Linked DNA regions of Homo sapiens: region 1 is linked to region 2. A link is an interaction called in ENCODE POLR2A ChIA-PET data of the cell type or tissue named here. Cell type or tissue: OCI-LY7. All regions are shown on one strand. Links, peaks and the distances in the headings refer to the core of each region. The heading gives the core; the rest is flanking DNA.

Region 1 (15,960 bases), core at 5,611-10,610, 63 kb after region 2:
CCGTCTCAACAAAAATTAGCCAGGCATGATGGCACACACCTGTAGTCCCAGCTACTCAGGAGGCTGAAGTGGGAGAATCGCCTGAGCCAGGGAGGTCGAGGCTACAGTGAGCTGTGACTGTGCCACGGCACTCCAGCCTTGATGACAGAGTGAGACCCTGTCTTAATCAAAACAACACAACAACAAAATACTGAAAAAAAAACAAAAATGATAAAGTTTGTTTTGCCACACTTGGGTGAAAAATAAATGAAACAAATTTTAATTCCTTAATTTAGCTAATGAGATTAAACCATATACACATATTTTAAAGGCCTAATTAAAAAAATTAAATGATTATTAGGAGCATCTTAATTCGGTGGTTCTGGCCCAGAGTCTCTCAGAAGGGAGTTGTAATCGCGCTGTTGGCCAGGGCTGAGCATCTGAAGGCTTGACAGGAACTAGGGGATGTGCTTCCAAGATGGCGCCAGCCCCTGGCTATTGGCAAGTGGCCTCATCCCTTGCCTCATGGACCTATCTATAGGGATGCCATAATGTCCTTGTGACATGTCAGCTGACTTCCCTGCCAACTGAAGTGATTCAAGAGAGAGGCCCACTTTGGGAGGCCCAGGAAGGTGGATCGTTTCAGTCCAGGAGTTGAAGACCACCCTGGGCAACACAGTGAAAACCTTTCTCTGCAAAAAAAAAAAAAAAAAAAGAAAAGAAAAGACAAGAAAAATTAGCTGGGCATGGTAGGGCATGCCTGTAGCCCCAGCTACTTGCGAGGCTGAGACAGGAGGATCACTTGAACCTGGGAGGTTGAGGCTGCAGTGAGATGTGATCGTGCCACTCACTCCAGCCTGGGTGACAGAGCAAGAGCCTGTCCCAGTCCGCAGGCCCCCCCAACCAAACAACAACAACAAAAAGGCTGAGAGTAAGGTTGCAATACTTTCATAACCAAGTCTCAAAAGTCACAAACCATCATGTCTGCTATATTCTATTTATTAGAAGTGAGTCAACAAGTTCGGTCCACATTGAAGGAAAGGAGAAAATTAAACTCCACTTTTTTTTTTTTTTTTTTTTTTGAGACGGAGTCTTGCTCTTTCGCCCAGGCTGGAGTGCAATGGCACGGTCTCAGCTCACTGCAACCTCTGCCTCACAGGTTCAAGTGATTCTCCTGTCTCAACCTCCTGAGTAACTGGGATTACAGGTGCCTGCCACCACACCTGGATAATTATTGTATTTTTAGTAGAGACGGGGTTTCACCATGTTGGCCAGGCTGGTCTCGAACTCTTGACCTCAGGTGATCCACACCCCCCCCCGCCCCCGCCCCACGGCCTCTGGGATTACAGGCGTGAGCCGCCATGCCCGGCTTTTTTTTTTTTTTTTTTTTTGAGACTGGATTTCACTCTGTTGCCATGGCTGGAGTGCAGTGACATGATCTCAGCTCACTGCAGCCTTAATCTCCCAGGCTCAAGTGATCCTCCCACCTCAGCCCCCGCCCCAACCCCATCCCTCCAGCTGAGACCACAGGCCCGAGACACCATGCCCAGCTGATTTTTGTTTTTTGTTTGGTTGGCTGGGTTTTGGTAGAGATGGGCTCTCGCCATGTTGCCCAGACTGGTCTCGAACTCAAGCTCAAGCAATCCACGTGCCTAAGCCTCCCAAAGTGCTGGGATTACAGGCGCGTGGTTTAAACTACACTTCTTAAAGGGAGACACGTCAAAGAATGTGTGGACATCTTTTAAAACCACTACACTGGCTGAGGTCAGGTGGCCTCAGTTACTTAGAGCGTGGGCTTCCCCATAGGACTGCTTAAGTATCCTTTTAACATAGCAACTGTTCTTCTACAGGGCACATTTTCCATCAGAGAACGGGAGGGAATCCACAACATCTTTTATAACTGAACTTCAAAACTCACACTCTGTCATTTTTGCAATATCCTATTAGTTACACAGGTCACCCCAGTCAGTGTGGGAGGGGACTAAATAAGGGCATGTATCCCAGGAAGTAGGGATCGTCTTGGATGCCGGCTTTCATGGGTACTCAAATGAAACAATAATTCCATCAGTGCATGCTGGGGAGAGGTCCATAGAGGAAGTGACAGAGAGATGGGCCTTTGGGGTCCCACTGACCTGGAGAAAAATGAGAAGGATCTGTGTAGGTCATCTGTCCTTGACCTGAAGACAGAAAGAAAGAACCAGGTTGGGTGCCAAAGAGTCCACTTTTCACTGGTTTTTGATCCTGTTTCTAACTTTGCTCAAGATCTTTCATGCTTGCTATTAAAGTGACTGCAGGTGCTTCTAATCTCACACTATGCAATTAGACCTAGCAGGAGGTTCTTTAATAATAAGTACTTGATGAATGAACCAAAATGGATATTCAAAGCCACTTTTTGTTCTCTCTTGTAATTAGGACCTGAGCTTCCCCCAGAGATTGGGAGAAATGAGATGTAGCCTCCACCTCTACACCTGTCACTGTTAACATTCAGGACACAAAGCCCCTATCAATGAGCCTTTTAAGGCTTTTACATTTTTAGTGGGAGGAGAGGAACAGTAGGAGCCTTAGCAATCTTTAAAATATAAACATAACCACTTATCTTACAAAATAGATCCTAGGCCGGGTGTGGTGGCTCACACCTGTAATCCCAGCACTTTGGGAGGCCGAGGCAGGTGGATCACCTGAGGTCAGGAGTTTGAGACCAGCCTGGCCAACATGGTGAAACCCCGTCTCTACTAAAAATACAAAAATTAGCCAGGCATGCTGGTGCATGCCTGTAATCCCAGCTACTCGGGAGGCTGAGGCAGGAGAATCACTTGAACCTGGGAGGCAGAGGTTGCAGTGAGCCGAGATTGCGCCACTGCATGCCAGCCTGGGCGACAGAGCAAGACTCCATCTCAAAAAAAAAAAAGAAAAAGAAAATAGATCCTGAGTTATAAATTATATAAATTAGAGGGGTTTGTGTTCTTTCTTGTTTGTTTTTTCACCAGAAGCTTTGGGAATCATCACAATGCTACAAATGTGGTCATCGCTTGTTTATTCTTTTAATTTTTTTTCTACAAATTTTATATATTTGCACAAAGGAATCATCTTTAAATAACAACAGTAACAAAAATGAATACAAATAATTGTCCAGCTGGGAGCAGTGGGCTCACATCTGTAATCCTAACAGTTTGTGAGGCCAAGGCAGGAGAATTGCTTGAGCCCAGGAATTTGAGACCAGCCTGGGAAACATAATGAGACTTTGTCTCTACAAAATATAATAAAATTAGTCGGGCATGCACATCGAGGCTGCAGTGAGCTATGATCATGCCACTGCACTCCATTCTGGGCAACAGAGCAAGACTTCATCTCGAAAAAAAATAAAATAAATAAATAAATAAATAAATAAATAAATAAATAAATAAAACAAAACCCCCAAAACTGTCCAGATGAAGATAAAGAGTATGAGAAGCCTTATTTTTGGCTAGAAAGAGTGCTTTTCTTCTCCTCCTACAGAGCTAATAACACACTGGGTGGGCACATTCATTGTTGAAAAGCCACAGGCTCAAAGCAGCTCAGGAGGCAGCCTCCTTTGTAGCTGGGTAACTCTAGACAGCCCAAGCCAGCCACCACCCTCGCTGAGCACTGAACTCAGCCTGCTGCCTGCCCTGGGCACAGAGGAGTCTCCAGGAGTCCCACACCTTGCTTTGCCTCCTTTGCTTTTCCCTTTCATGCTATTTACTATTTATTGGGCATCTACTTTGCAGCTTGTCCTTTATATTACTTGTCGTTCTTTCTCTCAAACCCTGCAAAGTGGAATCATGAGCCCCATCTTACAGTTAAGGAACATGAAACTCAGAGAGTATATAAATCAGGAATCAGAAATTTTGTGAAATAAAAACTCAACTCAAAATGGCTTAAGCAAAAAGAGTATTTCCTGGCTCACATAACCAAAAGAGCCAAGAATCTGATGGGCTTCAGGCACAGCTGGATCTATGCACTCATGTGAGCCATCAGGGCCCCATTTCTCTCTCTGCCCCTTGTTTCTGTACCCCTTGCAGGTAGGGTCTTCCTTATTGGTGTTGGAGGGATGGCTGGAATAGCCAAATACACTACATTTCATTAAGTGTGGCAGCCATGAAAATGCTCCACTTGGATTTCTTTTCAAAAATAACTTGCAGGCTGGTATGGTGACTCACACCTTTCATCCCAGCACTTTGGGAGGCTGAGGAGGAAGAATCACTTTGTTACTGGAAGGGGGTCCTGATCAAGACCCCAATAGAAGGTTCTTGGATCTCACGCAAGAAAGAATTCAGAGCAAGTCTATAAGGTAAAAGCAAGTTTATTAGGAAAGTAAAGGAATAAAAGAATGGCTACTCCATAGGCAAAGCAGCCCCGAGGGCTGCTGGTTGCCCATTTTTATGGTTATTTATTGATTATATACTAAGCAAGGAGTGGATTATTCATGCCTCCCACTTTTAGACCATATAGGGTGGCTTCCTGATGTTGCCATGGCATTTGTAAACTGTCATGGCACTGGTGGGAGTGTAGCAGTGAAGATGACCAGAGGTCACTCTGGTGGCTATCTCAGTTTTGGTGGGTTTTAGCCGGCTTCTTTACTGCAACCTGTTTTATCAGCAAGGTCCTTATGACCTGTATCTTGTGCTGACCTCCTATTCCATCCTGTGACTTAGAATGCCTTACCATCTGGGAATGCAGCCCAGTAGGTTTCAGCCTTATTTTACTGAGCCCCTATTCAAGATGGAGTTGCTCCAGTTCAAACGGCTCTGACAACTTGATGCCAGGAGTTTGAGAAGAGCCTGAACAACATAGCAAGATGCCATCCCTGTAAAAAAAAAAAAATAATGAGCAGGCATGATGTTGCACACCTATAATCCCACCTACTTGGGAGGCTGAGGCAGGAGGATCACTTGAGCCTGGGAGTTTGAGGCTGCAGTGAGCTGTTTGTGCCACTGCACCTGAGCCTATGCAACAGAGAAAGACCCTGTCTCAAAAAACAAAACAAAACCAAAAACACAAACACTTGCCATTCAGCTGCAAGGAGCGTAGTTAGTTACCAGCCTCCAGCTGTACCACCTTTAGGATTCATGCCTGGCTCAGTCAGCCACCAGCCAATGACCAGACATAGCAAAGTGTACCAGGGCCTGGTCATTTTTGCCTAATGCATGACTGTTGTAATAGGTAATCTTTGCTCCAGAGCTCGGCAGATAATGTAAGATCTGATTGTGTTCTGAGCCTCTCCCTGCCCAACCCTACTTCCTCCTCCTTTATCCTTCACAGCTCTTGCCCTTTCCCCCAAACACACCTCTGATACTTCAAACTCCATCTCTGCATCTTCCTTCCAGACACACTACACCTCACTGGTCCCCCATCCCCACTCACAGCAGCTTTCCTGGCTTTACCCATATTCCTTTGGATCTCTGTATGCTTTTCAGTTGCTCTGTAGAGTATAGCAGGCTAGTCAACCTTGTGGGCTGGTCAGAGGCATCTGCAACAGTTGTGACAGCTGCGGAAAAAAATGGATGCAAATTCTACAGCCTCAGAAGAAATGAGTGAAATTTTCCATGCTTGGTTTATTAGAGCTATTTCTGAAGTAAGACTTTTAGGACTTATAAAACCTACCAAATAGAAGACTGACCATTTGGCAAGGCTAACATGGGGCGGCTGCTAGAAAGCAAATGAGTGAAGCCAGAATATCATGTTGAGTTTAAGAGAAAAAGGAGGCCCGTCATATTTACATACCACTTACAGGAGCAGTTTTGGTGAGAAGAGAAATGTGTAATCCCTTGTGATGTTTAACCAGAAAGTATGTTGCTAACCCCAAACAGGTGTCTATCAAAACACCTGTGGAGTACTTTAGAATTCAACAAATAACATACATTATAATTAAAACCTCTCACACATTATTGCTGTACTTCTCACAAAGTCATTATTAAATTATGAGTAAAAATTTTTTTTTTCTTTGAGATGGAGTCTTGCTCTGTCATCCAGGCCAGAGTGCAGTGGCATGATCGCAACTCACTGCAACCTCTGCCTCCCAGGTTCAAGTGATTCTCCTGCCTCAGCTTCCCCAGTAGCTGGGATTACAGGTGCCCACCACCACACCCTGCTAATTTGTGTATTTTTAGTAGAGTTGGGGTTTCACCATGTTGGGCAGGCTGGTCTCGAACTCCTAGCCTCAACTGATCCGCCCATCTCAGCCTCCCAAAGTGCTGGGGTTACAGGCATGAGCCACCACGCCCAGCCTATAAGTAAATCATTCTTGAAGATACTTGGTTCAACCCAACATGCAAAAAGTCAAAGTGCCTGGGATGACTCCCCCACTTCTCCTCCTGCCCTCCCATTTGATCAATGACTGATAGGTCAGGAGTTCGATGCCAAGCTCTTGGCCTGCAGTCAGACCTCCTGAAACAACTTCCCCTTCAGAGTTGCCCTGCAGGTCAAGCTGGAGCTACCTCCACAGGTATGCCTGCGGTCACACCTGCTGGCTTCCTCTCCTCTGCCCTGCTCCCTGCTACTCCATTTTCCCTCTCCCCTGGGAGCACTCCTTAACGAGTCAGTCTCACCTGAATCCACATCTTAGGGAGTACTTCTCCAAACCCAACCAAGAACCAGCCCCTGGGGTTGGTGCCTGTGCAGGAGCTCTGGCCTACGGAGCCATCCTGCTGAGCTCCTGCCCTCTTCCTGTCCCATCAGTTCTGGAGGGTGGAAGCAGCTTCCTCCAATCACTGACCCTGGCCTGCTTCCCTGGACTTTGATTGTTTCCTTTGGTCCCTTCTCACACCTTTGTTAGTAGCCTATCATTAAACTCTCCCCAGGCATCCCTTTGTAGTGTACTACTGAAACCGCCTTTGCAAAATTTATAACTGAGGAAATTATGACAGTGAAAGAGATCAGACTTAATCCACTCTATCTTGCTTCTAACCTTTAAGCTCTCCTTTTTTTTTTTTTTTTTGAGATGGAGTCTCACTCTGTTGCCCAGGCTAGAGTGCAGTGGCACAATCTCAGCTCACTGCAACCTCTGCCTCCCAGGTTCAAGCAATTCTCCTGCCTCAGCCTCCCGAGAAGCTGGGATCACAGGTGCCCACCACCATGCCCGGTTAATTTTTGTATTTTTAGTAGAGACTGGGTTTCACCATGTTGCCCAGGCTGGTCTCGAACTCCTGACCTCAGGTGATCTGCCCATCTTGGCCTCCCAAAGTGCTAGGATTACAGGCGTGAGCCACCTCGCCCAGCCTAAGCTGTTCTTACTCATTCCTGGGTGTAGGCCGAACTAACCTTGGGAAGGAATTCAGTTTCATGGTTTGACTCTGAAACAAAATTGATAATAGCCCTTTCCTGAAAAGACCCCTTTTTGCCTGGGGCCCAGTCTGCCTTTGCCAGACTAACAAATTAGCTACAATATTAGAAATTGTGGTTTAGGGGTCATGCAGACTCTGGCTCCAAAGAGTCTGAACCTCTCCAAATTGCTCCTGGGGATAACATCACCATGTAAAACCTAAGATCAGTGCTTGAGATATTTTGCAGACCCTGCACTTGATGGATCAGCTGACACCACCAAGACCCGTAATCTGGCTCAACCAGTTCTGCCATCCCACCCAGGAACAGAAGACAGAAAGAAAACCTCACTTCGACCCCCTGCGATTCTATCTCCAACCTCAACCATCAGCACTCCCCACTTCCCAAGCCCCTATCTCCCAAATTATCTTCAAAAACTTCGATCCCTGAATGCTCTGATTTGAGTAATCATAAAACTTCAGTCCCCTGCACAGCCGGTTCTGCATGAATTACTCTTTCTCCATTGCAATTCCCCTGTCTAGGCAGGTCTAGGCAGTGGGAAAGGTGAACCCACTGGGCAGTTACACTACCTGCCTATTTTCTGCCAGAAACCTGAATCATAAATAGGACCATTACAGGATTTATTTTTAAAATATCCATCTATCCATCTTTTAAAAAAATCCATCTTTTTTTTTTTTTAAAGAGACAGGTCTCACTCTGTGGCCCAGGCTGGAGTGTGCAGTGGTGCTATCATAGCTCACTGCAGCCTCAAACTCCAGGGTTCAAGCAACTCAGCCTCACGAGTAGCTGGGACCACAGGGATGCACCACCATCTTTTGTAGAGACGAGCTTGCTATATTGCCCAGGCTGGCCTCAAACTCCTGGACTCAAGTGATCTCCGGGTCTCAGCCCCCAAGGTGCTGGGATTACAGACATGAGCCACCATGCCTGCCCTTAAATGTCTGTCTGTCTATCTATCTATCTAATCAATCTATCATAACACTCTAGAGATTTGGAATGAAACAGAAATTAATGTTGTGCAATGATTGCCCATTTTTGTCATCTAGTCAATTTGGCTCTGGGACTATATGTATAATAATCTGATTTAGAGATAATACTGAAAGTCTGATTTGAAGGTTCTTCCTGAATATGAAGGTAGAGGTACTGACCTACCCATTTCCCCCCAGATTGGCCCTCAGAAAGGCCTTTCAGCTGGAAACAGCCAGTAAACAATTTGCAAAAGCCGGCATCCGGCGCTAGATGGCAGCTGTGACCCACTGGTGTTGTTGCTCACTGAGGCCCATTAACAATTCCAGCTTGCCTGGCCCAGCAGGTTCACCATTTGCAGTCCAGCAAAAGCCAGCTCTCCTGCTGGCTCTCCACTCTCAAATCAGGGTTAGTCCACATTCCTCCAATGCAGAGGCAGTTCGTGATTTTCCAGCACTTTGGGTACCTGGAACTCCCTGCCCTGTCAGGGCCTGGGAAGGTTCCTATTGGTATCTCTCTCCAACCACCCTCCCTCAGTGCACCTGTTGCTAGACACTCAAACAAATGGAAACCCAAGGGTCAGGGTCTCTGAGGAGAAGACCAGAATACAGACACTTAGGGGGAACTCTCCTGGTGCAGGAAAGATTGCTGTGTTTGGGCTCTCCCTGGCTGGATGACCTCCATAATCGCTTTAGCTGGCCTCCCTTACCCTCTTTGGACTTAGCAAATGAGTGCCATTGGTCTTGCAAGTACCTGAAGCCCTGTGCAAACTAGCCTAAGCCATATAAAAAGATGGGATAGTTATTTAGTTAATAGCTTTTTTTTTTTTTTTGAGACATCCAGGCTAGAGTGCAGTGGTACTATCATGGCTCACTGCAGCCTCAACTTCCTAGGCTCAAGTAATCCTCCCACATCAGCCTCCTGAGTAGCTGGGACTACAGGTGCTCACCATGTTTTTGTTTTGTTTTGTTTTGTTTTGTTTTTGTTTTTGTTTTTTGTTTTTTGTTTTTGGTAGAGACGAGGTCTTCCTATGTTGCCTAGGCTGGAAACTCCTGGGCTCAAGCAATCCTCTGACCTCAGCCTCACAAAGTGCTGGGATTACAGGCATGAGCTACTTCACCCAGCCTAGTTAATAGCTTTAAAAGTCATAGGTGTGTTAATTTAGACACAACTGTAGCCACACGAGTTTCAGGTATGGCTGGATCCAGGTGCTCAAAAAAAATCAGAAATCAATTTGTCTTCATCTATCTCTACCCTTCTCTTTCAAGCACAATATCCAAAGTGCTGAAAGAAATGCAGGTCTTTCTTCCTAGTTATGCCAAGAATCCCAGACTTGACTTAAATTCAAACTCATTCCTAAATTAATCACATGGGAGGAGCCCTGGTAGATGACATACTCAATTTGGCTAGGTCAAGTGCCCATTATTAGAAAGAGGGGTAGGTCAGGATGAGAATGAGGGAGGCTTGGATCCTCCAAAAATCAGGGTCCTGCCACCTGGAGAAGACACAAGACAAACCAATTCATCGATGCCCACGATGACCAGAGAGCGAGTTTCCATCCCCCTCCCACTCACTTTCATCAGTTTACTCATTCGGTACACTTCAGGACGTCCTGAAAGCACTTCCAGCCCTCCCTCTCCCTTCTTCCCAGATAAAAGTCCTGCTTATCCAATCTCTGGGCGCTCCTATCAGACAGTCTCCTAACATTCTGTTTTTTTCCTTCAAAGCATTCTGTTTTTTCCCTTTATCAGTTCAAGATAATATTGTGATATGTGTGATTATTAACCTAGTGTGTAACTTTCCACTAGACCATAAACTTCAAAGGGACAAGGTCTTGGTGTCCCCAGACCCTCATACAGTAACTGGCACATAGAGGGTATTCAGGAAATGTACATTTGTTCATTCATTTGATAATTGTCTATTAGAAACTGAGGAAAATAAGTTCAATCTGACATAGTCCCTTTCTGGCCTCTACCTTAATGATGGAGGCAGACTAGTAAATCAATGATCACTGTCCAGTTGCAATGCTTTCTCCAAGAATGGTGAACTCAAGGGAGCCTGGGGAAGGAATATCAAAATCAGAGGGCTCCAACAGTGTTTCCCAGCAGAGTCATGACATTGGCCTAACTTTAGAAAAATGAGAAGGCATTAGAGAGATGAAGGAGAGGAAGAAGATTCCCTCTGAAGCGTATTCGAAAACATGGACATGTAACATAGCCTGATGTATTCTGGTGGGACTTGATGACCTTAGTCTCATTGTATTAACTCTCTAGAACAGGAAGTAACTATCTAGGAACTAGGTCCTTTAGATAAGCCAATGCCTTTTTTAAAACAGTAGAAAATAAAGGGGCAGACTGGGCTTGGTGGCTCACACCTGTAATCCCAGCACTTTGGGAGGCTGAGGTGTGAGCATTCCTTGAGGCCAGGAGATTGAGACCAGCCTGGGCAACACAGCAAGACCCCATCTCTTTAAATTTTTTTTTTAATTAGCTGGACATGTTGGCATGTGCCTGTAGTCCCAGCTACTTCAAAGGCTGAAGCAGGAGGACTACTTGAGCCTAAGAGTTTGAGGCTGCAGTGAGCTATGATCACATGGCTGCACTTCAGCCTGGTGACAGAGTGAGGCCCTGCCTAAAAAAACAACAGTAACAACAACAGAAAGGAGATTTATCAAAAGTAGTTTTTTTTTTCTTCTTTTCTTTTCTTTTTTTTTTTTTTTTAAGATAGAGTCTCACTCTGTCACCCAGGCTGGAGCACAATGGCACGATCTCGGCTCACTGCAACCTCCACCTCCCAGGTTCAAGTGATTCTCCTGCCTCAGCCTCCTGAGTAGCTGGGACTACAGGCGCACGACACCACACCTGGCTAATTTTTGTATTTTTAGTAGAGACAGGGTTTCACTATGTTGGCCAGGCTGGTCTCGAACTCCTGACCTTGTGATCCGCCCACCTCGGCCTCCCAAAGTGCTGGGATTACAGACGTGAGCCACTGCGCCCGGCCAAAAGTAGAATGTTTGTGGAAAAAGACTGGATACATAGCTGGGCGCGGTGGCTCACGCCTGTAATCCCAGCACTTTGGGAGGCTGAAGCGGGTGGATAACCTGAAGTCGGGAGTTCGAGACCAGCCTGACCAATATGGTGAAACCCCGTCTCTATTAAAAATACAAAAATTAGCCGTGCATGGTGGCCGGCGCCTGTAGTCCCAGCTACTCTCAGGAGGCTGAGGCAGGAGAATTGCTTGAACCTGGGAGGCGGAGGTTGCAGTGAGCCGAGATCGTGCCACTGCGCTCCAGCCTGGGAGACAGAGCGAGACTCCGTCTCAAAAAAAAAAAAAAAGACTGGATACAAAGAATATGGAGACAGTCTCTGATGATATCAGTGCCTGGTAGTAGGACCTTAGTAAACATGCAAATGCCTGGATAAAAGTAATTGGCATCGATATGGTTTGCTTTAAGCAGAGAACAAGCCAGCCAGGGATCTAGCCCATTAAGAATTCAAGCAGACTCCTAAAGGCACACAAAAGAAATAAAGGGTAAAAGAAATCACTTTAAAACAGGAAGATTTATATAACCCTGTCTGTGTAGAAGAAAAATGTTCCCAGTTTCGCATGCCATTCGCTGCCAGGATCTGAGATTGTTACTAAGAAAGAGATGGGAGGAGGGTGTTGAGGGAAATAAGATGCCAGGCCAGGACACAGGCACAGAGAATTTGACATTTAGGGTTTGAAAAGACCTGGAACAGAAGCCTCTTTTGCTTTTAAGGCTTCTCTTAATTGCCACATTTGAGGCCTGGGATTTATGAAGAAAGCACTTTTCAAAAGGACAATTTACACTTCATTATAGAGAAAGTTCAAGTGCAGTCCCCAATTTCCCCTCTAGTTGCAATCCTGAGCCATTTGTGGAGCAGCTGTGTCAAGTGGGGAGGAGAGCTATAAATGGTTTATAAATCAGTGCACGACGTCACAGATGGAAGCAGTTGCTGCTGCACCGGCTGGCAGCGAAATTGTGAATCAGTCTAAAGTTCTAGAACAATGTGAATCAAACCTCACAGTGAAATGCCCTTAATGGTATTCAACAGCTATGCCCTCACCCCCAGACCAGCCTCAAGGCAAACCACAACAGCCATGCCCTCACCCCCAGACCAGCCTCAAAGCAAACTACACCCCAGTGTGTGTGGGGGCCAAGGAGACTTTTACTTCACCCTTGGAAGGTTCACTGAAAAATCAGCTCACAAAAGGTAGGTTAATTGGAGAAGAAGCATGACATGTATACACAGGAGACTTCCAAATGAAGACCCAAAGATGCAGGGGAAGTTGTCCATTTTTGCGCTTAGATTCGACAAAGTCTGGACAGCCATGTAGAAATAGGATTGGGCAAAAAGGGTCTGCGCTAACGCTCGCTAATAGACAGAGTGGGGAAACCCAGCAAGATCTGTCGGTCTGGATTCTTCTTGGCCTCTCCAAGCAGCATTCCTTCCCTCTAGGTATGGGGCAGGATCCTCTTTCCAATAGGGATCTTATGACCTACAGTCAAACAGGGTAGGCCAGTTTTTTCACAGAATATTTTTAGGTTTTATGGCTGGCTTGGGGGAAAAAGGGTTTTGGTGTCTATGATCTGCCTTGAGGAAGAGGGATTCTAGTTTCTATAACTAGTTCCTGGGGAGAATGGGCCTAAAAGACAGGAGGGCAGAAGGTCAGTGAAAACCTTTAGCCTCTGAGGCTGCTTCTGCAGCCTTCGTCTTGGGGTATCATTTTCTGAGCTCCAACACATGCAAAGGGGTGATATCTGGAAGTTGCTCATTGCAGACTAAGATGGGTAAACTGATGAAAGGAGTCACTTCAAGCCACAGCATCACTGTCCTAGGCCAAAGGAACACTGCCCTTTGTTGAAAACTTGCTGCATTAGGAATTTCCCCTATTCTCTCCTAAGGATCATGAAATCTCAATAATGGCAAAGATATCTAGATCTTGTTGCATGCCAGTCAGAGTTCTAAGTATTTTATATATATTAAATCAATTTTATGTCAATAATTTTATGAAGGTGAGGCCATTATCTCCCATTGTACAGGTGAGGAAACTGAGGCACAGAGATTGGTAACTTACCCAAGGTCACATACCCTAAATGGTAAAGCCATTGTTAGAACCAAGGTGGTTTGGCACCACAGTACACACCCTCAACCACTGTGACATGCTGCCTCTTGGCACCGCAGTACACACTTTCAACCACTGTGACATGCTGCCTCTTTTTGTTATTGTCGTTAATTCAATTTTTTAAAAAATTGAGGCGGGGGCTAGAAGCGGTGGCTTATGCCTGTAATCCCAGCACTTCGGGAGGCCAAGGTGGGCATATCACTTGAGGTCAGGAGTTCAAGACCAGCCTGGCCAACATGGCAAAACCCCATCTCTACTAAAAAATACAAAAATTAGCTGGGTGCGGTGGTGGGTGCCTGTAATCCCAGCTACTCAGGAGGCTGAGGCAGGAGAATCGCTTGAACTGGGAGATGGAGGTTGCAGTGAGCTGAGATCGCGCCACTGCACTCCAGCCTGGGCGAAAGAACGACACTCTCCCTTAAAAAAAAAAAAAATGAGATGGGGTCTTGCTACATTGCCTAGGCTGGTCTCAACTCCTGGGCTCAAGAAATCCTCCCACTTCTACCTTCCAAAGTGCTGGGATTACAGGTGTGAACCACCATGCCTGGCCCTGTGTGTGTGTGTGAGACAGGGTCTCACTGTCGCCCAGGCTGGAGTACAGTGGTGCAATCTCGGCTCACTGAAACCTCTCCCTCCTGGGTTCAAGTAATTCTTGTGCCTCAGCCTCCCGAGTAGCTGGGATTACAGGTTCCTGCCACCACGCCCAGCTGATTTTTGTATTTTTAGTACAGACGGGGTTTCACCTTGTTGGCCAGGCTGGTCTTGAACTCCTGACCTCAGATGATCCGCAAGCCTTGGCCTCCCAAAGTGCTGGGATTATAGGTGTGAGTCACTGTGCCCTGCCCTTTTTTTTTTTTTTCAAATTGAGGCTGCTGCCTTTCAGAGGGGGTGCCATCTGAGCTATGCTGAGCTATCCCTTGTCACATCCCCCCTCCCTTCCTCTTCATTCAAGGAATTCTGATGAGGCTGCCATCTTCATTGGTAACCAGCAGTGGAGACTTTGACTAGGTATGAGCCAGTCGGACATCAGCCTTGCCCTGACCTCAGTGATGTGGGCGGGACCCAGGCTGGGGCTGTGATGCAGTGAGAACCAGTGAGTCACGATGAGACTTTTCCTGAGGCCTCTGAAGTTCTCTGTTCTCTGCTGATTTTGGATGGCAGGGAGTTCAGCAAGGATCTACTGGAGCCCTTTCACTACATGAGGGGAAGCTGCCTGAAGGGAAGTCGACAAAAACAGAGAAAATAGCAAAAAGGGGACCTGGGCTGCAGACCAGGACCCACAGCAGTGACTGGGGCATCACCAAGAGCACATAGTGTTGGACTCATGTCACATAATATAAATGGGCCCTGAGACTGGGAAGGGCAATATTGCCATCACCTCATTTGAATCCTGAATCCAGCCACTCCTGAAGTGTCAAATACCTCCACACTCCATGAGCCAATGTATATGTTTTTAAAAGGCAATATGAGTGGGGTTTTCTGCCACTTGAATAATAATGCATCCTAATCAAAACAATCTCAATGAGCCTAGCAAAAACCGAGCCAGAAAGCCCATTAGTTACCAATGCTGGGATGGAACAGTAAGTCTGTCAGTCAAAAATGAAACTGTGAATCAAGGTCCTCACCATGCTAAACAACAGAGAAAGAGCCAGGAACATGTTTCTAAAATCCTCAACCATTCTCAAGCTTTACATTTTTGTACAAATGGAGAATGGCAACAGCACAGATAATCCCTCACAACTGCATTAAAGGATTCACTTTCATGATTGCATTTCACTCTGGTTAATGTTAAAATGACTATGTCCCATCCTCAGCAGACTCCGGTGCATGGTCCTCAGCCCTGCTGAGATGGCATTTAAGTCAGCCAGGCATCCAAAGGGAACCCAGAGACAAGGGGACTTTAGCCTCATCTATGTGTTCATCTCTTATGAAGGAAGGTCATATAATTGAAAGTTATCTTTAAAAAGTTGAAGTCAGGGGCTGGGCATGGTGGCTCACGCTTGTAAATCCCAGCACTTTTGGGAGACCGAGATGGGAAGATCACTTGAGCTCCGGAGTTCAAGACCAGAGGCTTGGCAAAATAATGAGACCACATCTCTACAAACATGAAAAATAAAAAAATTATCCAGGTGTGGTGGCGTGTGCCTGTAATCCCAGCTACTCAGGAGGCTGAGGCAGGAGGATCACTTGAACCCAGAGGTCAAGGCTGCAGTGAGTTGTGATCACACCACTGCACTCTAGCCTGGACAACACAATGAGACCCTGTCTCAAAATTAAAAATAAAAATAGGCCAAGCATGCTGGCTCACACCTGTAATCCCAGCACTTTGGGAGGCCGAGACAGGCGGATCATCCGAGGTCAGCAGTTCAAGACCAGCCTGACCAACACAGAGAAACCCCGTCTCTACTAAAAACAAAAAAAATTAGCCAGGCATGATGACATATGCCTATAATCCCAGCTACTCAAGAGGCTGAGGTAGGGGAATCACTTGAACCCAGGAGGCAGAGGTTGCGGTGAGCCAAGATCACACCATTGCGCTCCAGCCTGGGCAACAAGAGCTAAACTCCA
Region 2 (15,960 bases), core at 3,872-8,871:
TGTATTTTTAGTAGAGATGGGGTTTTGCCATGTTGGCCAGGCTGGTCTCAAACTCCTGACCTCAGGTGATCCCCCTCCCTCAGCTTCCCAAAGTGCTGGGAATAGAGGCGTGAGCCACTGCACCCAGCCTAAGGAATTTTAATATCAAATACTTCTACAAAACAGAACAGGAGGCAACACATACTAACTCATTCTATGAGGCCAGCATTACCCTGATATAGACAGACAAAGACATCAAAAGAAAAGAAAATTAAGCTGGGCACAGTGGCTCATGCCTATAATCCCAACACTCTGGGAGGCCAAGGCAGTAGGATCACTTGAGCTCAGGAGTTTGAGACCAGCCTGGGAAACATAGTGAGACCTCATCTCTACAAAAAATTTTTTAAAATCCGCTGGGTGTGGTGGTGTGTGCCTGTAATCCCAGCTACTCAGGAAGCCTGAGGCCAGAGAATTGCTTGAGCCCAGGAAATTGAGGCTGCAGTGAGCTGTGATCATGCCACTGCATGCCAATCTGGGTGAGAGAGCAAGACCTTGTCTCAAAAAAAAAAAAAAAAAAAAAAAGAAAAGAAAAAGAAAATTACAATAAACATTAGCAAGATGGCAGAAAAGGAGAATGCTGACTTCATCTCCTCTCACAGACACACCAAATAAACATCTACGCACAAATTAAATCCCTCTGAGAGAATGCCAAAAACTAGTTGAAAGACTCTAACACACTGAGCAACTGAGAAAATATTCACATCAAAACAGGTAGTAAAAGCTGAGACACCTTTGTGCACAAACCCCACCACAGGGACAGCACTTTACAAACAGGAAGCATCCCCCAACTCCCAGCTTCTCCCTCAGGAATGAAGAGTTTGTTTGTGAGCTCATCTAACTTGTAGAGTTAAAGGGCACTTCCAGTGGCTGTAGCCCACCCAGGATCAGTCCAGAGAGAATAAGCTAAGAGGCCCAGCTCCAAGTATCTCTCTGAAAGAGGTCTGTCTGCATACTTTTCCAGCTACTGCCTGAGGGTCGGGCTTCTGGCTAGCCTGTATCTGGGAGCAAACAGAGCAGATAAACAATAAACCTCTGAAAGGCTCTAGGGAAGAATGGGCACTTCCTGTACCTTCTCCACCAGCTCAACTAAGTGATAAATCCAGGTCTGCAGATTTCCTGGAAAAAGTATATGTATGCATCAAGTGCCCCAATTTTAACAGTTCCCATATGAGGAACTGATTCCTAAATCACCTAGCTCTGGGAGTTGACAGGGCTCTGTATTCTGGAGTCTCCCCAGAACACAGAAGACAAAAAAAGCTGGTTGCTAAATGGGTGCACATCCAGTGGATTCCTTTGAAACTCGGAATGTGCAGACTGCATAAAAGTGCAGGCATTTGCCACAGATCCTCTTCCAGGCTTAGGACAGAGTAAGTGGGAGATAAACTCTAGCTCCCAGCTTCTCCCTGAGGTAGAAGGAATTGGAACATAAATCTAGCACTCCGACTTTTCAAGCTGCATCTCAAGGGACTGGCTTCTATCTCACATATCTTGGGGTGCTGACAGAACTTGGCACACCCTAGTATCCAAAGGGCCATGAAGAACAAAGCAATTTGGACAAGCAAAAAGATATGAGAGGCATCTAGAATTAGAATATCTGGTAGGGCTGGTTGGTGAGGTCCATCTCCCAGATGAGGCCAGTGTGACAAGACTAGAAGAGGTGGCTGTCTTACCTACTGTGCAAAAACCAACACAGAAAGTCAAGAAAAGTGAAGAAACAGGGAAATATGTTACAAATAGAACAAGATAAATCTCCAGAAACAGAACCTAGGGAAATAAAGATACGTGATTTACCTGATAGGGAATGTGAAATAGGTCATAAAGACGTTCACCAAGATTAAGAGAGCAATTCTTGAACTGAAAATTTCAACAGAGATAGGAAATATTTAAAATTATCAAGCAGAAATCGCAGAGCTGAAGAATAACTGAACTGAAAAATTCAATAGCATTCAACAGCAGACTAGATCAAGAAGACAGGATCAGTGAACTAGAAAAGAGGTCAATCACAATCACGCAATCTGAGAAGTAAAAATAGAATAAAAGAGTAAAGATAACTTAAAAGACTTATTGGAAAGCATTAAGGAGAACAATTTATACATTACTGGAGTACTAGGAGGAGAGAGAGAGAAAGAGATGGCTGAAAACTTCCCAAGACTGGGGAAGAAAAGAGAAATCTGGATCCAGGAAGCCCAAAGGATGCCAAATAAGAAGAATCCAAAGAGATCTACACAGAGACATATTATAATCAAACTAACAAAAGGTAAAGACAAAGAATTTTGAAGCAGCAAGAGAAAGGCAGCTTGGTACATACAAGGAAATCCACATTAGACTAACCGTTTTCAGCAGAAACCTTGCAGGACAGAAGGGAGTGGAACAGTACATTCAAAGTACTCAAGGAAGAAAACTGCCAACCAAAAATATTATGCCCATCAAAACTATCCTTAAAAAACAAGGGGCTGGGCCAGGTGGGGTGGCTCATGCCTGTAATCCCAGCACTTTGGGAGGCTGAGGCAGGCAGGTCACCTGAGGTCAGGAGTTCGAGACCAGCCTAGCCAACATGGTGAAACCCCATCTCTATTAAAAATACAAAAATTAGCTGAGCGTGGTGGCAGGTGCCTGTAATCCCAGCTACTTGGGAGGCTGAGGCAGGAGAATCACTTGAACTCGGGAGGCGGAGGTTGCAGTGACCCGAGATCACACCATTACACTCCAGCAAGAGTGAGACTCCAAAAAAAAAAAAAAAGAGGGGCTATAAAGACTTACTCAGACAAACAAAAACTGAGGGAGTTTATCACCACTAGACCTGTCTGACAAGAAATAAGAAATGATATGGGGAGTCCTTCAAGCTGAAAGAATGCTGAACAACAATAGGAAAGCAAAATAAAGCATAAAACTCATTGGTAGATGTAAATACACAGGCAAAAAATCTTTTATTATTCCAACAGTGGTGAGTAAATAGACTGCAATCTTACTATGAAAGTTTAGGCCAGGCACGGTGGCTCACACCTATAATCCCAGCACTTTGGGAGGCTGAGGTGAGTGGATCACTTGAGGTCAGGAGTTCGAGACCAGCCTGGCCGACATGGCAAAACCCCATCTCTACTAAAAAGAATACAAAAATTAGCTGAGTGTGGTAGTGCACACCTGTAATCCCCCAGCTACTTGGGAAGCTGAGGCAGGAGAATCACTTGAATGTAGGAGGTGGAGGTTGCAGTGAGCCAAGATCAGGCCACTAGCCTGGGTGACAGAGCAAGACCCTGTCTCTTAAAAAGCAAAAAAAAAAAAAAAAAAAAAAGTTTGAAGTATTAGGCCAGGCTTGGTGGCTCACACCTGTAATCCCAGCACTTTGGGAAGCTGAGGCAGGCGGATCACCTTAAGTCAACACAGCAAAACCCCGTCTTTACTAAAATTACAAAAAAATTAGCCACGCGTGGTGGCGGGCACTTCTAGTCCCAGCTACTTGGGAGGCTGAGGCAGGAGAATCTCCTGAACCGGGAGGCGGAGGTTGCAGTGAGCCAAAATTGCGACATTGCACTCCAGCCTGGGCAACAAGGAAAACTCTATCCCAGAAAAAAAAAAAAAAAAAGGTTAAAGTATTAAAAACAACTAATACTAAAATATGTTAATGGATACATAATATAAATAGTAGACAATTGTGACATCAATAGCATAATGTGGGAAGAGAAGAGAGAAAAGCATTCTTGCATGAGAGGGAAGTTATCAGCTTAAAGTAGACTGTGAGAACTATATTCTGTGTAAGCCCCGTGATAACCACAAAGAAAAAGGGAATCAAAACCTAGCAATGCAAAAAAAAAAAAAAAAAAAAAAAAAGAAACAAAATGACAGCAAGAAAAAAAAAGGAAATAAAATAACCACAAGACAAATAAAACAACAAAATGGCAAGAATAAATCCTTCCTTACCAAAAATTACTTTAAATTTGAATGGAATAAATGCATTAAAATCATGCTGAAGAGGTATCTGCACTCCCATGTTTATTGCAACATTATTTGCAATAGCTAGATATGAATTCAACCTAAATATTCATCAACAGATGAATGGATAAAGAAAATATGGTATATACAACAATAGAATATCATTCAGCCTTTAAAAAGAAGAAAATCCTGTCATTTGTGATACTGTGGATGAACCTGGAGGACATCAGGCTAAGTAAAATAAGGCAGGCACAGAAAGACAAATGCCACACGATCTTACTTATATGTGGAATCTAAAAAATGTCAAACTCATAGTACTAGAGTAGAAAGGTGGTTACCAGAGGCTGGGGGTTAGAAGAAGGAGAGAACAAGGAATCAGAGTGTCAAATAAATGATCTAAGAGTACAAAGTTTCCATTAGGATGAAAAATATATAAGATCTAACACACAGTAGGGCAACTATAGTCAATGATAATGCATTATGTATTTCAAAATAGCTAAGAATAAATTTTAAAGGTCTTACAACAAAAAAAATGAGGTGATAGGTATGTTAATTAGCTTAATTATTCCACATTATATAATACATCAAACCATTACATTGTGCCCCATTCATGTATACAATTATAATTTGTCAAATAAAAATATTTTTTAAAACAAAAAAATGTAAATGGAATAAACTCCACAAAAGAAAGATGTAGAGTACCTGAACAGATTTAAAATTTATATGTTGTCTACAAGAAACTCGTTTAGACTCAAGGACACACAAAGGCTGAAAGTGAAGGGAAGAAAAAAGATATTGCATGCAAATGTTAACCCAAAAAAGGCAGAAGTTGCTATAACTCATATCCAAGAAGGCAGACTTTAAGTCAAAAACTGTCACTAGACACAAAGAAGGTCATTTAACAAAAAATGGGTCAACAAGATATAACAATTAGAAATATATATACACCAAACTTAAAAGCACCTAACAAAGCAAATATTGACAGATCTAAAAGTACAAATTGACAGCAATAGTAGTAGGAGACTTCAACACTCCACTTTCAGTAACAGACAGAACGTCCAGACAGAAAATCGGTAAGGAGTGAACTTGAACACTATAACAAATGGACTTAACAGACATAAATAGAACTTTTCACTCAACAGAATACACATTCTGCTTTTCTTCCTCCTCCTCCTCCTCCCCCTCCTCCTCCCCCTCCCCCTCCTCCTCCTCTTCCTCCTCATTCTTATTCTTATTCTTCTTTTTTAAGATACAGGATTTCAATCTGCCACCCAGGCTAGACTGCAGTGGTGTGATCAGAGCTCAGTGTAATCTTGAACTGGCCTCAAGCGATCCTGTCCCTTCAGCCTCACAGTGCTGGGACTACAGGTGTGAGCCACCAAGCCTGGCCTACACATTCTTAAGCACACACAAAACATTCTCCCAGATATATTGATCACGTTAGGCCACAACAGAAGTCTTAACAAATTTAAGGTCAAAATCATATCAAGTATGTTTTCCAACTACATGGAGTGAAATTAGAAATCCGTAACAGCACACACACAAAAAAGGAACATTCACAAATAGTGAAAACTAAATAACATACTCCTAAACAGCCACTGGACTAAAAAGGAAATAAGAAAATGGACCTCACCCTCTGCCTGCCACCGCCCACCCAGCTCCGCCCACCCTGCCAGCTCCGCCCACCCTGCCAGCTCCGCCCACCCTGCCAGCTCCGCCCACCCTGCCAGCTCCGCCCACCCTGCTACCGCGATGAGCTGCTACTCCCGAAAGGCCCGGCCAGCTCCGCCTCCGCGCTCAGCCCCTTCCCCGCCTCGGGAGGGTGAGCGGGCCAGGTGCACACCAAGGGCCAGCCGCTCCGGGAGGTGCGCGCGCTCGGGGGTCCCCTGCATCCCCCGCAGCCAAGTGGATTCGTGGCTGGTGCACAGCGTGGCAGCTGAGGATGCAGACGTGGCTCACGGGCTGCTCGGCGCCACCGCCACGTTGGCCAGAGGAGTCGGCGCCAGCCAGGCTGCACAGTGGGGGCGGCGGGGATCCCCAAGCAGCTCGGAGTAGCCCCTGGGCCGGCGGGGAAGAACGAGAAAAATGAGGCACTAAGAAAAGAGCATGAAGCTGGGGCTCCCAGTTCCCAGCACGAGGAAAATGTGTCAACCCAGAAGAACTCATTACAAAGCAGAACAATGAAGATGAAAACAAACAGCAGATAAACCTGACCGGGAGGCAGAAAAGACCACTGAACCTAGAAATGAGACATCTGAATGGGACAGATACTTCTTTCTCTCTGGAAGATTGTTGTTTTCATCATAGCCTGAAAATTCACTGGAGGGATCTCATCGGGAGATATTCCTCCTTTTCCAGGCAGTATCAATGATGGCATGAATTTCTTCAGCACATTATAATGGAGACTTTACCCAGGCTGTAAGTCACGATGTCAATATTCATGAGGCCATGTTGCTGTGTCCCAACAATACATTTCGAGGAGATCCAGTAGGAAGCACTTCACAGGCACAAGAACCATTTCTACAGTTACATTCTCATACCACCAATCCTGGGCAAACCCTTCCTAGAACTAATTTGAGAGGATCTCTTCCACATGTTGACAATCAGATGACGAATCTAAAAAGCCAAGACCTACTATATGACCTTCCCGTAAATGTATTTGATAAACTTAATGTCATTAGCCACAGACAAGGACTTTGGATGTTTCTCGGCTTTCTGAAGAACCAGATTCTGATTCTGGCCTTTCTTTAGACTCGTCACAATAGCACCTCTATCACCAGGTCTAATTCTTCTCACTCTGTGAAGCTGCTATAGGGTTTTAGTATAGTCTCGTTCCCATCATGACTTAGAAGGTGCTGTAGGAGGCTGCTACCCAGAACCCAGTATGTTTTATCACATGGATCATAGTAGTGATTATGGTTTCCATGGGGATCTTGCATTTCAAGACATATTTTATAACCACACTTATCACTTACAGCCAAATGCACCAGAATCTACTTCGGAATCTTTTTCAGGCCTGGAAAGTCACAGAAAATAAGGAGTAGGTACCTCAGTGACTGATAGAAACTTGAGCTGTGATGAATGGCATGCTAAAGCTTTGCATATCCCTTTTTCTGTAGATGAAATTGTCCACATGCCTGTTTTTTGTTTTTTTGAGACCGAGTCTTGCTCTCTTGCCCAGGCTGGAGTGCAGTGGTGTGATGTCATCTCACTGCAACCTTTACCTCCTGGGTTCAAGCAGTTCTTCTGCCTCAGCCTCCCAAGTAGCTGAGAGTCCAGGCACCCGCCACCACGCCTGGCTAATTTTTGTATTTTTAGTAGAGACGGGTTTTCACCATGTTGGCCAGGCTGGTCTCGAACTCCTGACCTCAGGTGATCTGCTCAGCTCGGCCTCCCAAAGTGCTGGGATTATAGGCATGAGCCACTGTGCCCAGCCCACCTGTTGATTTTTTCAGTAGCACATTAAATAGGTACTATCTGACAGACCTACAAGTCTTGCTCATCTGTGATATCAGATGAAGAGGGAAAAGTAAAGTTGCTGCTCAGAACTGTTACAAATGCAAATTAGACATAATTTTGAATCTAGAGGATGATGTATGTAAATTGCAAGCAAAGAAGGAAACTCTTGAGAGTGAGCCCAATGTAATAAAGCTATTAACATAATGAAACAGAAACTGCATGACATTTGTGATGTTTTTAGATTAATAAGAGATGACCAAGGTAGGCCAGTCAACCCAAACCAGTATGCTCTTCAATATAGCTGTGATGGAAGAAGAGCAAACACTCAGGTAAGAAAGAAGCTGTAGCAGGAAAGAAAATAAAATAAAAAAAAGAGCAAACACTGGGGATCTAATTATTTTAATATATATTTCAGTTTTTTATGATTTAAAATGCAAAATAGCCTTATTTTCATTTAGTTTGTTAGCACTGAAGTAGTGGGCTTTTCAAACACTATTTTAGTTTAATCTTTATATTTAGCTTATAAATTTTTCTATATGGAAATAAATTTTATATGCGAATTTTAAAAAAAGAAAATTTAAAAATATCTCAAGCTGGGAATGGTGGTACACACCTGTAGTCTCAGCCGCTTGGAAGGCTGAGATGGGAGGATTGTTAGTTTGAGCTCCGCCTGGGTAAAATAGCAAGACCCTGTGTGTATATATACATACATATACATACATACATACATACACACAAATGAAGACAAAAATACTACATATCAAAACTTACGGGATGTAGCAAAAGCACTACTAAAAGGGAATTTTATAGTGATAAATGCCTACATTATAAAAGAAGAAAGATCCCAAATAACCTAAGTTTACCCCTCAAGGTACTAGAAAAAGAACAAACTAAACCCAAAGTTAACAGAAGGAAGGAAATAATAAAGATCAGGACAGAAATAAATCAAAGAGAGAATAGAAAAACTGCAGAAAATCAACAAAATCAAGTTGGTTTTTCAAAAAATATAAAAGTTGAGAAACCTTTAGCTACACTAAGAAAAAAAAGAAGACGGCCGGGCGCAGTGGCTCACGCCTGTAATCCCAGCACTTTGGGAGGCCAAGGCGGGTGGATCACGAGGTCAGGAGATCGAGACCATCCTGGCTAACATGGTGAAACGCTGTCTCCACTAAAAATACAAAAAAAAATTCTCCGGGCGTGGTGGTGGGCGCCTGTAGTCCCAGCTATTCCGGAGGCTGAGGCAGGAGAATGGCGTGAGCCCGGGAGGTGGAGCTTGCAGTGAGCCGAGATCGCGCCACTGCACTCCAGCCTGAGCGACAGAGCAAGACTCCGTCTCAAAAAAAAAAAAAAAAAGAAAAAGAAAAAAAGAAAAAAAAGAAGACTCAAAATCAGAAATGAAAGCGGAGACATTACAACTGATGTCACAGAAATAAAAAGGACCATAAGGGACTATTATTATCAATTATATGCCAACAAATTGGATAACCTAGAGAAAATGGGTATTTCTAGAAACATAGAACCTACAAAGATTGAATCAAGACTAGAAAACCTGAACATACCAATCACAAATAAAAATATTAAAGTTGTAATAAAATACTTTTCATCAAAGAAAAGCCCAGGACCAGATGGCTTCATGGTTGAATTCTACCAAATATTCAAAGAATTAATACTGACCAGGTGCAGTGACTCATGCCTGTAATCCTAGCACTTTGGGAGGCTGAGGCAGGCAGATCACCTGAGGTCAGCAGTTTAAGACCAGCCTGCCCAACATGGTGAAACCCCATCTCTTCTAAAAATACAAAAATTAGCCAGGCTTGGTGGCAGACGCCTGTAATTACAGCTACTCAGGAGGCCAAGGCAGGAGAATCACTTGAACCCAAGAGGCGGAGGGTGCATGAGCCAAGATCACACCATTGCATTCCAGCCTGGGCAACAAGAGCAAAACTCTGTCTCAAAAAAAAAAAAAAAAGAATTTATACCAATCCTTCGTAAACTCTGCCAAAAAGTACAAGTTCTGAACTCATTTTCTGAGTGCAGCATCACCCTAATACTAAAGTCAGACATCGCAATGACATAACATCCTTTTATGATAAAAGAACTCTCAACAAAATAAATATAGAAGACAAATTCCTCAATGTAATAAAGGCAATTTATGAATAGCCTACATTCTCAGCTAATATCATTAATGGGGAAAAAACGGAAAGCTTTTCCTTTAAGATCTGTGTAAGGCAAGGATGCCCACTCAATACTTCCACTGAACATAGCACTAAAGATACTAGCAAGAGCAATCAGGCAAGAAAAATAAATAAAAGGCATCATATCAGAAAGAAAGAAGTACAATTATCCATTTGTAGATGACATGATCCTCAATATAAATAACCCTAACAACTTCACAGAAAAATTATTAGAATAAATGAATTAATAAGTTGTAAGATACAAAATCAACATACAAATATCAGTTGCATTTCTTTACACCAATAACAATCTATCCAAAAAAAAAATCAAGAAAAAAATCACATTTACAATACCATCAAAAGAATAAAATATTTAGACTTTTTTTTTTTTTTGAGATGGAGTTTCGCTCTGTTGCCCAGGCTGGAGTGCAGTGGCGCGATCTCGGCTCACTGCAACCTCCACCTGCCAGGTTCAAGCAATTCTCTGCCTCAGCCTCCCGAGTAGCTAGGATTACAGGCACCCGCCACCATACCCGGATAATTTTTGTATTTTTAGTAGAGATGGGGTTTCACCATCTTGGCCAGGCTGGTCTTGAATTCCTGACCTCGTGATCCACCTGCCTCGAACTCTCATAGTGCTGGGATTATAGGCGTGAGCCACCACGCCCAGCCCAGAAATAATTTTAACTAATAAAGATCTGTACCCTGAAAACTATCAAACATTGATGAAAGAAACCAAAGACACAAAAAAAGGAAAGATATCCCATGTTCATAGATTTGAAGAATACTATTTAAACTACACATACTATCCAAAATGATACAGATTCAACACAACCCCTATCAAAATTCCAATGACATTCTTCACAGAAAAAAAAAAACTCTTAAAAAAACACAAAAGACCCCAAATAGCAAAAACAATCTTGAGAAAGGAAAACAAAGTTGGAGGCATCACAATTCATGATTTCAAACTATATTACAAAGCTAATCAAAACAGTATGGTACTAGCATAAAAACAGACACATACACCAATGAAAAAGAACAGCAAGTCCAGAAACAAACCCAATCATATATGTTCAACTAATTTTCAACAAGGCCACCAAGAAGACACAATGGAAAAAGGATAGTATCATCAACAAATGGTGTTGGGAAAACAGGCTATCCATATACAAAAGAACTAGACTGGACCCTTACCTTACACCATATACAAAAAATCAACTCAAAATGGATTAAAAAACCTAAACCTAAGACCAGAAATCATAAAATTACTAGAAGAAAACAGGTAACAAGCTAGAAAAACTCCTTGATATTGGCCTTGGCTATGATTTTTGAATATTACACCAAAAGCACAGGCAACAAAAGCAGAAACAAACAAGTGAGACTACATCAAACTAAAAAGCTTCTACACAGCAAAGGAAACAATCAAGAGTGAAGAGATAATCTGTTGAATGGGAGGAAATATTTGCAAAACATACATCTAAGGGGTTAATATCCAAAATACATAAGTAATTCAAACAACTCAATAGCAAGAAAATAACCCAATTTAAAAATGGGCAAGGGATGTGAATAGACATTTCTTAAAAAGAAGACATACAAATGGTGTACACATATAAGAAAAAGTGCTCAGCATCACTAATCATCAGGGAAATGTAAATCAAAACCATAATATCAGCTCACACCTGTCAGAATGGCTATTATTAAAAAGACAAAAAATAACAAGTGTTGGTCAGGATGTGGAGAAACAGAAAATCCTGTACACTGTTGGTGGGAATGTAAACTGGTACAGTCATTATGGAAAATGGTATGGAGGTTCATCAAAGAACTAAAAATAGAACTACCTTATGATCCAGCAATCCCATTTTTGGGTATATATCCAAGGAAATGATGTCAGTACGTTGTACGTTGAAGAGATATCTGCACTCCCATTTTCATTGTAGCATTATTCACAATAGTCAAGATATAAAATCAATGTAAGTGTTCAACAGATGAATGGATAAAGAAAATGTAGCATAGGCCAGGCGCAGTGGCTCACGCCTGTAATCCCAGCACTTTGGAAGGCCGAGGTGGGCGGATCACAAAGTCAGGAGATCAAGACCATACTGGCTAACACGGTGAAACCCCGTCTCAATTAAAAAATACAAAAAAATTAGCCGGGCATGGTGGCGGACGCCTGTAGTCCCAGCTACTCGGGAGGCTGAGGCAGGAGAATGGTGTGAACCCGGGAGGCAAACCTTGCAGTGAGCCGAGATCACGCCACTGCATTCTAGCCTGGGCAACAGAGTGAGACTCCATCTCAAAAAAAAAAAAAAAAAAAAAAAAGAAAATGTAGTACATACACACAGTAGAATACTCTTCAGCCATTAAAAAGGAAATCCTGCCATTTATGACAATATGGATAACCTGGTGAATATTAAGTGAAATAAGCCAGGCACAAAAAAACAAGTATTGTATAACCTCACTTACATGTGGAATCTAAAAAAGTCAAACTCATAGAAACAGACAGTAGAATGGTGGTTACCAGTGGTGAGGGAGGGGAGCTAGGGAGATGCTGGTCAAATGAAACAAACTTTCAGTTAGGAGGCAAAAGTTCAAGAGATCAATTATACAGCATAACGACTATAGTTAATAACATATTGTATACTTGAAAATTGCCAAGAGAATTGTTGCAGCCACAAAAAAAATGGTAAGTATACATGATAATGCATATGTTCATTATCTTTACTTTAGACATCCTACAATGTGAACATACATATTGAAACATCATGCTGCATACAATATATGATTTTGTTAACTGAAATGATTTATTAAAATAAAATAAATGAACAGAGGTTCTGAGATCTGTGAGATAATACCAAAGAGTCTAACACTTGCATCACTGGAGCCTAAGAGGGAGGAGAAAGTAGAGCAGAAAATATCTGAATGGTTTAAAACTTTACATAATCTGATGAAAGGCATAAACTTACACATTTAAGCTCAACAAATCCCAAAGAGAATAAATTCAAACACCCGGGCACATCATAATCAAACCAATAAAAACCAAAGACAAAGATTCCTGAAAATACTCAGAGAAAAATAACATGTTTCATACAGGGGAAATATTACTTTAATGGCTGCACATTTCTCATCAGAAACCATGGAGGCTGAAAGAACTGTCAACACAGTAGTTTATATCCAGCAAAAATATCTTTCATGAATTAAGGCAAAATAAAGACATTCTCAGATGAAGAAAAAATAAGAGAATTAAATGTCAACAGACCTGCACTAAAAGAAATTTTCCAGATGAAAAGGACTGATACCTATGTAAACTTGGAACATCAAGAATTAAGGAAGATTAATACAAATGATAAATATTGTGGTAAATGTGATAGACTGTTTTCCTCTTGGGTTCTTAAAAATATCTATGATAGTTGTAAGGAAAAAATACATTATCTGATGAGTCTTATTTTTTATTTTTATTTTTTGAGACACAGTGTCTAGCTCTGTCACTCAGGCTGGAGTGGAGTGGAGTGATCTTGGCTCACTGCAACCTCTGCCTCCTGGGCTCAAGTAATCCTCCCACTTCAGCCTCCTGAGTAGCTGGGACTACAGGAACATGCTACCACGCCTAGCTAATTTTGTGTATTTTTTGTAGAGTTGGGGTTTCACCACATTGTCCAGGCTGGTCTCGAACTCCTGGACTTAAGCAATCTGCTCGCCTCGGCCTCCCAGTCCTGGGATTACAGGTGAGCCACTGTGCCCAGCCAAGTCTTATGATTTATAAGAAAATTATAACATAAAGGGGAGAGGGTAAAGGAATGTAAACAGTGGTAAGATTTTTCTACATTCCACTTGAACTGGTAAAATATTGACTTCTAAGTGAACTGTAAAAAGTGAAGTATGTTTATAGTAATCCCTAGAGCAAATACTGCAAAACTATTCAAAGAACTATAATTTTAAAAAACAATAAATTACAATCAGTAACAGAAAGATAACTGAAAAAAACTCTAAATATTTGAAAATTATAGTAATACCAAGAAAAATCAGAATATTCTAAATTGAACACAAAATTACAACACAATAAAATTTGTGAGATAAAGCAAATGGGAAATTTATAGCATTAAATGCTTTTTTTAGAAAAGCACAAAAAGCCTTCTGATCAGTGTTGAATTAAATAAATAAATAAATAAATAAGTAAATTTTAAAATCAATGATCTGAGCTTCCGCCACAATAAGCTAGAAAAGGGAGCAAATAAGCCCAAAGCAAAGAAAGGAGAAAATACTAAAGATCAGAAATTAATGAAACTTAAAACAGAAAAACAGCAAAATATCAATAAACCAGAGCAGGTTCTTACAAAAGAGAAATGCAGCCGGGCACGGTGGCTCATGCCTGTAAAGGCGGGTGGATCACCGGAGCTCAGGAGTTCGAGACCAGCTTGGCCAACATGGTGAAACTCCATCTCTACTAAAAATACAAAAAGAAGCTGGGTGTAGTGGCGTGCGCCTGTAATTCCAGCTACTCAGGAGGCTAAGGCAGGAGAATCGCTTGAACTCGGGAGGCAGAGGTTGCAAGGTTGCATTGAGCCAAGATCACACCACTGCCCTCCAGCCTGGGCGACAGAGCGAGACTGTAATCCCAACACTTTGGGAGGCTGAGTCAGGAGTTGAAGACCAGCCTGGCCAACATGGTAAAAACCTATCTCTACTAAAAATTCAAAAATTAGCCGGGCATGGTGATGCACACCTGTATACCCAGGTACTTGGGAGGCTGGTGAGGGAAGCTTGAACCCAAGAGGCAGAGGGTGCAGTGAGCCAAGATCGCACCATTGCACTCCAGCCTGGGTGACAGAGTGAGACTCCGTGTCAAAAAAAAAAGAAAAGAAAAGCTATCAGTATGTTTCACCATATGAACATTCTAAAGGGGAGAAAAAAGGTCCTATCAATTATGCAGAAAAAGCATCTGACAAAATTCAACATCTGTTCCTGACAGAAAACTTCCAACAAGCAGAAATAAAAGAGTCTACCCTCAATCTACTAAAGGGTATTTTTTCAAGCCCACAACAACAACAAAGTTATTTAATGCTTAATGACTGAATGTTTCCCCCCTACAACTGGATCAAGGCAAAAAGTCCCAACCAGTGCAATAAGGCAAAGAAAAAAATATAGAAATTATCAATAAAAGAACAAAACAGATTCCTTAATAATGCAAAAGGCAAATACTTGACTGGGGTAAAAAGAATTATTCTATTCCAGACTCTGTTATATGTCTCATACTTTTAATCCTGGAGAGTCTGCTTTGTATGTTAGGATAGTTATTAGTATAGTTGTAATCTTTGAGTAGTAAGTACTACTAATATTCAAACTATAATAAATGGGTTAAGGCAGCACAAAAGAATAATTTAAAAAAATAGTTCCCTAGAAAATAGATCCTGAGAATAAAAATATATAAACATATATACATGTACTTCCAAATGTAAAAATGAAGCTTGTCATGTAGTAAAAGAAAAAACCCAGCTGCACAGAAAAAACTTTAATTAACTTAAATAAGAGATTTGTTAACAACAATATGCCTTAAAGGCTAGAAAGACAGAAAATACTAGGGAAAAAATGCTTTTAACTAGCAAGAATATAAGGCATCAAACCAAACTAGAAGGTAAAGTGGAAATAATTAAGAATGAGTTTCAAAGAATGACGGACAAAATGTTTTAGAGAAGAACACAATTTGGCAGAATGACTACCTGTATCTAGAGCATATTTTGAAAGTGGAATCAAACAAATTCAATACTTTTTTCACACAGGGTGTTTCTTGCTCTGCCTCCCAGGCTGGAGTGCAGTGGCAAGATCATCACTCACTGCAGCCTCGAACTCCTGGGCTCAAGTGATCCTTTAGCCTCAGCTGCCTAGTAGCTGGAAGCACCACACCCAGCTAATTTTACTTTTTGTAGAGACGCGGTCTCATCATGTTGCCCAGGCTGGTCTCAAACTCCTGGCTTCAAACAACTCTCCTGCCTTGGCCTCCCAAAGTGTTGGGATTACAGGTGTAAGCCACCATGCCTGGCCAATTAATACTTTATATAAAAGTAAGTAAAGAGCTTAATTTTTCTAAATTTAAGACAAACATGCAGATTGAAAGGCAAGCCAAAATTAAATATTGCCAAGTCATTTTAATGATCAGAATTAGAGAATCAAGTGCAATTACTAGAGTTAAAGAAGTCAAATACTTTTCAATTTGAAATCTTATCTGAGGGAGAACACTATCTGATTACTTTTAGGAAGCAACTCAGAGGTCATACTGACCTTTTTTTTTTTTTTCTTAAGTATTTCTGAAATTTAAAGAAATAAGAATAGACTGGCTAAATTTTCAGGTCATTTGCAATTTTAAATT

What was found. Peaks named below come from ENCODE experiments on the same cell type or tissue, not always from the same donor. Only the 100,000 strongest peaks of a DNase experiment are listed, where the experiment ranks them.
Region 1: POLR2A ChIA-PET joins it to region 2 with 5 read pairs; 5 of 35 experiments call an interaction of 5 or more read pairs at or near these places.

Annotation. Positions count from the first base shown.
Region 1 is chr16:46,845,605-46,861,564 of GRCh38, forward strand. No RefSeq gene overlaps it. Among named protein-coding and RNA genes, the nearest start is that of C16orf87, 22 kb to the left of the region's middle. RefSeq lists enhancers at 5,448-5,517, 14,313-14,607. In OCI-LY7, for the core only: CTCF peaks have their summits at 8,505 (motif pointing right) and 8,711; a DNase peak (open chromatin) is centred at 8,507; H3K27ac peaks cover 242 bases.
Region 2 is chr16:46,784,304-46,800,263 of GRCh38, forward strand. It overlaps C16orf87 (chromosome 16 open reading frame 87), which reads right to left. Exons shown (of 4, transcript NM_001001436.4): 4 at 12,300-15,960. It also overlaps the pseudogene LOC100130180. Among named protein-coding and RNA genes, the nearest start is that of C16orf87, 39 kb to the right of the region's middle. RefSeq lists enhancers at 3,822-3,871, 6,024-6,073, 6,084-6,163 and a silencer at 5,824-5,873. In OCI-LY7, for the core only: no CTCF peak of the experiment used is centred there; DNase peaks (open chromatin) are centred at 4,780, 5,318 and 5,758; H3K4me3 peaks cover 1,956 bases; H3K27ac peaks cover 2,422 bases.